Regions from separate parts of the Homo sapiens genome. Here region 1 is linked to region 2. Evidence: chromatin contacts called from ENCODE Hi-C or POLR2A ChIA-PET data. All regions are on one chromosome and are shown on one strand. The core of a region is the stretch at or near the end of the contact, and the rest is flanking DNA. Distances in the headings are between cores, read along the strand shown.

What was found. A loop is a pair of places that touch in the nucleus more often than their neighbours do. ChIA-PET counts read pairs that join two places held with the same protein, here RNA polymerase II (POLR2A). Pooled maps may share reads with other maps.
Region 1: a map with no recorded cell type shows a loop between it and region 2 (13-fold over the local background). The contact joins two enhancer-like sites. A Hi-C loop is called at or near these places in 6 of 37 single-sample maps with no recorded cell type and 13 of 50 pooled maps. POLR2A ChIA-PET finds 5 or more read pairs at or near these places in 5 of 52 experiments (activated CD4-positive, alpha-beta T cell, activated CD4-positive, alpha-beta memory T cell, activated CD8-positive, alpha-beta T cell and 1 more).

The regions. Positions count from the first base shown.
Region 1 is chr7:92,903,077-92,907,799 of GRCh38, reverse strand. The region is part of intron 1 of CDK6-AS1 (CDK6 antisense RNA 1); the gene reads right to left. Among named protein-coding and RNA genes, the nearest start is that of CDK6, 69 kb to the right of the region's middle. Within about 2 kb of position 3,344, at least 4 of the 41 ENCODE cell types and tissues checked have a DNase peak (open chromatin) inside an H3K27ac peak, as active enhancers do.
Region 2 is chr7:92,811,949-92,816,620 of GRCh38, reverse strand. All of the region lies in intron 2 of CDK6 (cyclin dependent kinase 6), which reads left to right. Among named protein-coding and RNA genes, the nearest start is that of CDK6-AS1, 22 kb to the left of the region's middle. Within about 2 kb of position 3,085, at least 3 of the 41 ENCODE cell types and tissues checked have a DNase peak (open chromatin) inside an H3K27ac peak, as active enhancers do.

The DNA.
Region 1 (4,723 bases), core at 2,095-4,594, 91 kb before region 2:
ACACACACACACACACACACACACACACACGCACACACATCCATCCAGAACTCTTATTCGTTGCTGGTAGGATTGTAAAATAGTACAGCCACTTTGGAAGACAAATGGAATTTTATGACAATGCTAAACCTTGTCTCGCCTTATGATCCAGCAATCATACTCCTATGTATTTGCCCAAATGACTTAAAAACTTATGTCCACACAAAAATTTGACATGAATGTTTGCAGGAACTTTATTAATAATTGCCTAAAATTGAATGCAACCAAGATGTCTTTCAATAGATAAATGAAATTAGCAAACTGTGGTACATCCCTACAATGTAATATTAATACTATTAAGCAATAAGAAAAAAATGACCCACAAACAGATATAGAGGAACCTTCAATGCATATTGCCAAGTGAAAGACGCCAGTTTGAAAGGCTACATATGTATATCTCCAACAAATGTCATTTTGGAAAAGACAAAACTATAGAGACAGTAAAAAGATTAGTGGTTGCCAAGGTGTATTAATCAGGGCTTTCCAGACAAACAGAAGCAATAGGATATTTATAAACATATGAGATGGACTTTATGTTAATAACAATGTATCAATATCAGTTCATCAACTGTAACAAATGTATCATATCAATGCAAGACATAAATTAATAGGGAAACTGGAAGAGCAGGGAGTGTATGGGAATCTCTGTTCTTTGGCTCAATTTTTCTGTAAAACTAAAATTGCATTAAAAATAAAGTCTATTAATTAAAATAAAATGCACTAACATAATAAAATTGTTGATCATTTGGACTTATTAAAATTTAAAGCTTCTACTCATCAAAAGACACCATTAAGAGAGTGAAAAGGCAAGATGCAAAGTGGAAGAAGATATCTGACATATTTAAATCACACAAACAATTCATATCTAGACTATGTAAGTATCTCTTATAAATTTATAAAAAACACAGGCTCAATTTTTTTCTAAATGGGAAAAAAACTTGAACAGCTTTTTACAAGAGATATCCAAATGACCGATGAACATGAATAGGTACTCAACATTACTAGTTATCCAGAAAATGCAAATTGAAAACAACATAGGCTATCTCTACACACACCGTAGAATGGCTAAAATTAAAAAGATTGACAATACCAAGTATTGATGAGGATATAGAGCAACAGAAACTCATAGGATGCTTTGAGGGTGTAAATTGGTAAAAACTACTTTGGAAATTTTGTTACCAGTAAAGCTGAGCATATGTGCACCGTATGATTCAGAAATTCAATCTGCAGGTATAAAATTAAATGAAATGCATACATATGTGCACAAAATGATAGTTATGAGAATGAGAATATTCCTAGCACATTATTCTCCATAGCACCAAACTAGAAGCAACCCAAATGCCCATTGTATTAGTCCATTCTCACACTGCTACAAAGACATACCTGGGACTGGGTAATTTATAAAGAAAACAGATTTAATTAGCTTGCAGTTCTGCAGGATGTATAGGCTTCTGCTCCTGGGGAGACCTCAGGAAACTTACAATCATGGTGGAAGACAAAGAGGAAGCAGGCACAGTCTTCACATGGCCAGGAGGAGAGAGAGGGAGTGAAGTGGCAGGTGCTACACACTTTCAAACAACCAGATCTTGTGAGAAATCCATCACAAGAGCAGCAACAGGAAAGTCCGTCCCCGTGATTCAATCACCTTCCACAAGGCCCCTCCTCCAACACTGGGGATACAATTTGACATGAGATTTTGGTAGGGACACAGAGCCAAACTATATTACCCATTAACAATAGAATAGATAAATTGTAGTATATATGTATAATGGAATACAATTTAGCAATGAAGAAAACTATATCTATCTATAAAAACATTAATGAACCTCAAAGGTATAACATTTAGCAACAAAAGAGTATATACTATGTAATCTCATTCAAATAAAATTCAAAAACAGGCAACATTAATTTATAGTAATAGGAATCTGTGCCGTGGTTACCTTTGGAGGAAGTAACAACAGGGACAGGAGCACATAGTAGGCCTCTGTGGTGGTGTTAATGTTCAGTATCTTGCTTTGTGTCAAAATCAAGCTGTAAAATTAAATTTATGCCCTTACAAGTCCATAAATTAAATTTAAATTTAATAAGTGAAACAAAAGCTATATCGTTGCCTAAATCAACCAACCATAAAGTCATGAGTCATAAAAATTCCCAAATTACTTTTAATCCTATCATTCCTAACCCTAAAACAGTGAGGCCCTCCTGATAAAAAGACGCACTCTCATTACAGACAGTCCAATGCTCTTCCTGTGCCCAGCACATTATTAATAATTAATAACTAATATTTTAGTGCCAGACACCACACTGACTAAATAGTTATTGTGGATGAATATAGTTAGGGTGGATAATAGTGTGGACTAAATAGTTAGTGTGGATTAATGCAAATCATGCATTAATATATTGAAATCTCCCAATAACCCTTAGAGATGGCTATTATTAAGCTACTCTATAGATGAGAAAGTAAATTTTCACAAGGTCACTATATCAGTCAATATCTTTCATTACAATTAAAAGAGACCAACTTTCGTTTAAGCAAAAGGGAATGTGCTTAAAAGGGCATTGCAGAACTCCCAGAGTTGCCAGGACTGCCAATGTGAGGACTCTGTAGCCATGAACAATACCCCAGATCAAGTAATGGAGCTGGTCCAATGTGAAAACACTGTCTTATTGCCCAGCACTGGTGAGTGTGGCCCACTCTGCCACACTGCCAGACCTGGAGCCCAGACACGGGCACTGGCAAGTCTGCCACTGCTCTGTGGGAGCTTGCCATAACTTCTGCCACCAGCACGACCAGCAAGAATGACTCTCAGTTCCCACTGCAGCAACCAAGTGCTGAGCACATGTTTCATGCCCTAAGGCAAAAAGGAATATATGCACTTAAAAAATCCCAGGTTTGGAAGGTGGCAAGTGGGAATTTGAACCCAGCTGACTTGGTTCCAAAACCAAAGGCTCAAATTTTTGCGAGGCTGTCTACAAACGGGTGATGTTACTTTACCATTTAAAGGACCAAATGAGGCAAGCAAATCCAACAACAAGCAAACCCAACAACACTTCATGTCACTGTGTCACTATCAGAAAGATTCAAAAATGAATTGCTTGACTAATTTATAGACAGAACAAAACTATTTATATGACAAATAGGGCTGCTGGAAATCACCAAGTGCTTTAATAAAGGCAGACAGGGAGGACCCCATATGACAGCTCATCCGAGAACCAGAACTGCACCATGTGGGGCCATGTGGCTGCATGCTGACTCAGAAGAGGGGTGGGGAAGGAGGGCCGCTTCTGATTCACCAAGACCACATCCTGCCCCTCCTTCATTCTTTCCCCTGGAAGCTGCATATCAATCTTCTTAGTGAAATCTCCCCAAAGCATGGGGCTCAGGTATTTTCAGCAAACGTCTGTGAACCTAAGAGTCCCATTTTCCAGGAACATTTGGCCCTGCTTCTTTTCAATGGCATTTAGGTGTGAAGTTGACTATGACTAAGTGTGAAGCTGATAGTCTGCACATGAATACTCAGGGCTTGATTTGGGTTATTTAGTTTTCCCTGTGTTTTCTTGGGCACAAACCAATATCTAACATCATATATATATATATATATATATATATATATATATATATATATATATATATATATATATATATATATGTCCTTTAAAAAACTGGCTTTAGCTGGTTTAAATCAGAAAGAAAATTCTTAAACACACAATACCAGTTAGGTAACAACTTGGGAGAAATGTGTTCTTTCTGACAATCGTGTAAATACATATTCATTATCATCAAAGACTAAACAAGCATGTCATCCTGCTCTGATTCATCTTAGGAAAACATGTGGTAGGCAATTCAAAATCCTTCAAATAAAGAATAAAAAGAGGCAAGGTCAAGTTTTTTGTTAAAGGAAATTTAGTAAAATTAGTGTATTTGTGGACTTTTTAATTTTGTTTGCAGTTTTGAAGGTTGGGGTTTTTTGGGGTTTTTTACTTTTGTTTTGGGCTATCATTATTATTATTGGTTTCTATGAAGGCAGTAGTGGGAGTTAGGATTAGAAAGGTTGTGGTAGTCAATATATGGAGGACTTTGAAAGGTTAGGGATCTGATCTTTATTCTGTAGGGAGGGAGTAATTCATAAAGGTTTTTTATCTACTTTATTTTTACAATTTTTTAGCCAAATAGAACAAAGAGAAAAGTGTGGAAATTTTAAGTAAATTTAATTTTTTAAATCACACGTTATGCAATCACCATTCATGTCAAGAAATAGCTACCAGCACCTCAGGAAGTTCCCTTGTGGTATTTTTAAATTTAAAAAATTATCAACTATAACCAAATAGAGTGAAAACGTAAAACATGTATGTTCTGTTTAACATGTCATTGCCATCAAGGTCAAGAAGTCTAAGATCGAAAGCACCCCAGAAATCTCCTGAGTTTAACTTTGAAATCTCCTGAGTTTAACTTCGAAATCTCCTGAGTTTAACTTCCAAATCACAACTTTCTCCCTCCGCATCCACCATTCCCAAACCATAAGGTAATTGCTACCCAAATATTTGGAATAACCATTTCTTTGTTTTACTTTGTTTTTACCACCTAGGTATGCATTGCTAAATAAGATAGTTTAGTTTTGCCGTTTTTGAACTTTGTTCAGATACAATCATGCTTGATGTTTTCTTTGTTGTTTTGCTTCTTTAC
Region 2 (4,672 bases), core at 1,836-4,335:
ACAAATTTGAATATGTTGTGGCTTAATTTTCATTCAATTTGGGTTATTTTAAGCCATTTTTAGTTATATATTCTTTAATCCATGGATTCTTAAATTTCCAAACATGTAAGGGATTTTTCTAATTTCTTTCTGTCTAATTCTGTTGTGATCAGAGAACAATTCTGTATGATTCTAATACTTTTTAAAGATAGTAACACTTGCTTTGGTCCAACATATAGCTTATCTTGGTACTTGTTCCATTTGATTTTTTATTTATATATTTCCAATTTTCTCCTCACTGTGTCCATGTTTTCCTTTAAGGCCTTGGGCATTTTTGTAGTGTTTATAATAGTTTATTTAATTTCTTTGTCTGCTATTCCATAAGTTCTGTCATTTCTGAGTCTATTTCTATTGACTGATTTTTCTCCTGCTTATGGGTCATGTTCTGTATGGCTGCATGTCTAATAATGTGTTATTGGATGCCAAACATTGTGACTATGACATTGTCAACTGCTGGATTTTGTTCTACTCCTTTAAAGAGAATTGGATTTTGTTCTGGCAGGCAGTAAAGTTATGTGTGGTTCAGTTTTATACTTCCAAGGCTTATTTTTAGTTTGTCTCTTTTGTTGTTGGGGAGAGGATCTAGTGTATGTAGGCTTTGCTTCCAGGCTAGTTTAGCCCTACTAAGACATTACTCTTTTGTAGTCTCTCTTCTTTGGCTGGTAAGGAGTTTGAAACATTTTCTGCCCTCTGTGAGCTCTGGAATCATTCATCTTACAACTCCTTGGTGATCTTTTCTCAGAAGCTGACCTTTCTTGACTTCATGCAGTTCCACATGTGTAGCTTAATATTCAGCCAGGGACTCAATAGACCCCATGTAGATTTCTGGAGCTCTTCTTCAGTATTGTGTCTTCCAAATTTTAGCCACTTTGGCCTCCTTGTCTTCTCAACTCTGATCTCTGCCTACCCAGCTGGGCAAGACTACAGAATTTACAGAACTCTGAGGTTCCTCCTTCCTGTACCTGTGGTCTGGAAATTGCCTCCAAACAGAAAGCTAGGGCAATCTAGGGCTCACCTCATTTGCTTCCCCTCTCTCAGGGATCACAGTCCTCTACTACCTATAGTCCAATATCTGAAAGCAGTTGTTTCATATGTTTATCTAGTTTCTAGTTGTTTCTGGCAGGTAAGAAGTCTGGACCTTCTTGCTCCCTTACTGCCTTGTATGTCCATTAGTTTTTATAAAGACTGGTTAGCTAGTAAGACTATTAAATAGGATCTTTTCCTCCCTGCTGGCTCTCATTTCTGAGTAAAATTTTTGGGAGACTTGTTTGGCATAGGAATCTTGGGATGGGAGTATGCTTCACAGGCTTTACTTTTGGGTGGCTGGAAAAATGGCTGTCAGGATGTGGAAAAACTCTCAAATGTCACAATAAGAAATGGTTTACTCCAAGATCTTAGGTACAGGGATGGCAATAGGAATGCTAACTGGTGCAGTTACCCTATATACAGACATTTAGTTGACTCCCCTGAATGTGGGAAGAAAATGGCTGCCCTTCTTCCTCCCTTTTTCCATTGCACCTGTTGACTCGTAGTCCAGCTTCTGCTTCCTCCACGGTGCCCTCATGGCTTGTTCTAGGGCAGTGGCCTCCCTTCTAGTAAAAATATTTGAGCATGTCACTGATATTCACTGAATTATAAAAATTATGTACATATACAGATATATTATTATATATTTAATAAAAATAATGATTTTGAAATGAAGGGGTACAAAATACCTAAAAATAGAAGATATTTTCTTAATACATCTCCTGATTATATGTTCTTCACTTTGGAGACTACTATCTCTTTGGTGACTTCTTCCATCACCTTATTTCTGTTTATTTTCAGTCACCCAGCAAATTTACTAAATTCTCTCCTTTTTGTGTATGTGGGACGCCCTTTTGTAATTATGGGTTTATTTCTTTTACTGAGAAAGAATGGAGGCAAATATTTGTGATAGGTCCACCATTTTGAACTGGAAGTCTGATTACACTTCTTAAAATAAATTTTTGAATAATCAAAATGTCTTTTTTTTTTTTTTTTTTTTGCAATTCAGTTTGCTTTCCTGGTTGGGAGCAGAAGGGCTGCAGCCCAAGAATTGCTTATTACCTGCGGGAAGTTTTTGTTATGCAGCAGTTCTTAAATTTGGGTAATGTCAAAGGGCATGTGAACCAAGGAAGTTGTCTGCTAATTTCACCAGAAGCAAAAAAGTTTAAGAACAGCTGCTCTGGAGAAATATTGGGATCACATGAGATATACTTTTCCCCTATTTATTCCACATTCCTTAATTTAGAGGACAGTATAACCATCTGGAGAGGATCCATAATTGAAGAAAGAACATTGTTTCATTCTTCTGTTGCTGATTGCACCTGGCTATATAAATTCATTGTCATCTTCTAGGTTTTCATACTGTTGATATACCATCCCTGAAACCAACAGCTGATATAAATTGTAACATAGAAAAGCTAATTTGACATCATATTGGGAATGTTAGCCAATTGATTTTTCTTAAGGGAAACAAACTGAAAAAATAAGCCCACTATGAATTAATTCTTTGCAGGAAATTCCCATGTCTGATTATTTAAAAGAATAAATTCTGCATGCAAATGAATCATTACAAGCTTAATTGAAGCTTGCGGGATACTCAAGTTTACTCACTGTGGTGTGTTTTTGATGGAGACAGGAAGTGAAAAAGCAAGGTCTATGAGACTTTTTTTTCCTATGAAGTCTCAGCCAGTCTTTTAATGTTTCTCATTGAGAAACTTTGGTTGGGAGGGTAAATGACTCAAGGTATCTATTGCTGCTTAGCCGTTTTTAAGGGGGCATTTCCCCCCATGTTCCTCCCCTCCCCAAAATAGCTAATTATGTACTGGAAGTTTCAATACATTGTTCACAGTTTGTGAAGTCAGCATATTTCTGGAAGCTCACTGTGAATGTAATTCTTAACTGTACAAATGCTTTTGTTTCTCCATCTCTGCAGCTAGCTCTGTACTGTAAGGACACAATTCTATCGCTATTTTTTCCCTCACATTTGATGTGGTAGTTTGCATACAGCTGCAGAGTAGACAGTTACCTTTGAAAGGAACATTTGGCTGCTCTAATTTGATTAAAGAAAACCACCTCAATCATTTCTAGACTGAGAACGTTTTCATTTTAACTTGGCAGTAGGAGTTGGGAATGTACTCATTGCACTTAGATATGTGGGGGACCAGTTAGGGAACAAAACCAACTGCTTGAATGAAGAAAGCTTTGGTGCATTTTTTTTTTAAAAGCAAGCAGTATGATTCCCTTTCTGTTTCCCTCTCAAATTCTCTACAACCTTGATTTTCACCTCCATCTTCTTTTCACGGTTATTTACTTTGTAATTCCAGTAAACGAATTCTGGCAGGAATAGACTGCTACCCTAAAGTGATTTGTGATTTAAAGGACTTCAGGGTCCTTAAAAATTATCCCATTTTACATAGAAATAAAATCCCAAATCATGAATTACTATGAATTGCATATATTTTCTTGGCCACTGTTGAGAAAGGCAAAAAAAGTTGTTAGATCATGGGTGTACAGACCAAGGCTGGGAATTTAGTTGTAACTTACTTAGAAGAAAATTGCTCCTTGTCAGAAGGCTGCAGTCAACTCACATATATGCCCTTTGTTTCTGACATAGAAGAGGGTCTGATCACCAAATTAGTATGACAATTAAAAATAAATTCTGGTGATTGTGAATTGGCATCAACTTTATATATGTTTTTAGAAATGATTGAGCAGTGGTTAATGTCTGTACGGTAAACCATGAACAAACTTTTGAACCACAGCTCAGTAATTCAATATATGATATCCTTGTGAAAGGTACTGTGCTGTCATCTTAAAAAGTTTGAGTGTGGGCCAGGCACAGTGGCTCATGTGTGTAATCCCAGCACCTTGGGAGGCTGAGGTGGGAGGATTGCTTGAGGCCAGGAATTTGAGACCAGCCTGGGCAACGTAGTGAGACCTCATTTCTACAAAAAATATTTCCTAAAATTTAGCCAGGTATAGTGGCACTCACCTCTGGTCCCGGCTACTCTGGAGGCTGAGGTGGGAAGATCAAGGCTTGAGCCTAGGAGTTTGAGGCTGCAGTGAGCCATGATCACACCACTTGACCCCAACCTGGGAGACAGAGCAAGACCCTGTCTCAAAAAAAAAAAAAATTGAATGAGAAAATTTAAATTAAAAGTCTGAAGCTACACATGGGCCTCAGAAATAACAAACACTATTACTTATTGATTATTGGATATTATTGATTACCTAAGAGAGGAGGTCAAATGTGGGTTCACATTCCAGTTCTGCCACATGACTATGTGTCTTAACCCCATTATGCTTCCTACCTCTAAGCTTCAATGTCTTCATTTGTAAAATTAGGACACATATTAAGTGATGTCTCTGAAGTTAGGTACCTTTTAAGTGTTTTGTTTTGTTTTGTTTTGTTTTTTTGAGTTGGAGTCTCACTCTGTTGCTCAGGCCAGAGTGCAATGGCACCATCTTGGCTGATTGCAATCTCCACCTCCCAAGTTCAAGCGATTCTCCTGCCTCAGCCTCCTGAGTAGCTGGGATTACAGGCACATAGCTAATTTTTGTATTTTTAGTAGAGACAGGGTTTCACAGTGTTGGTCAGGCTGATCTC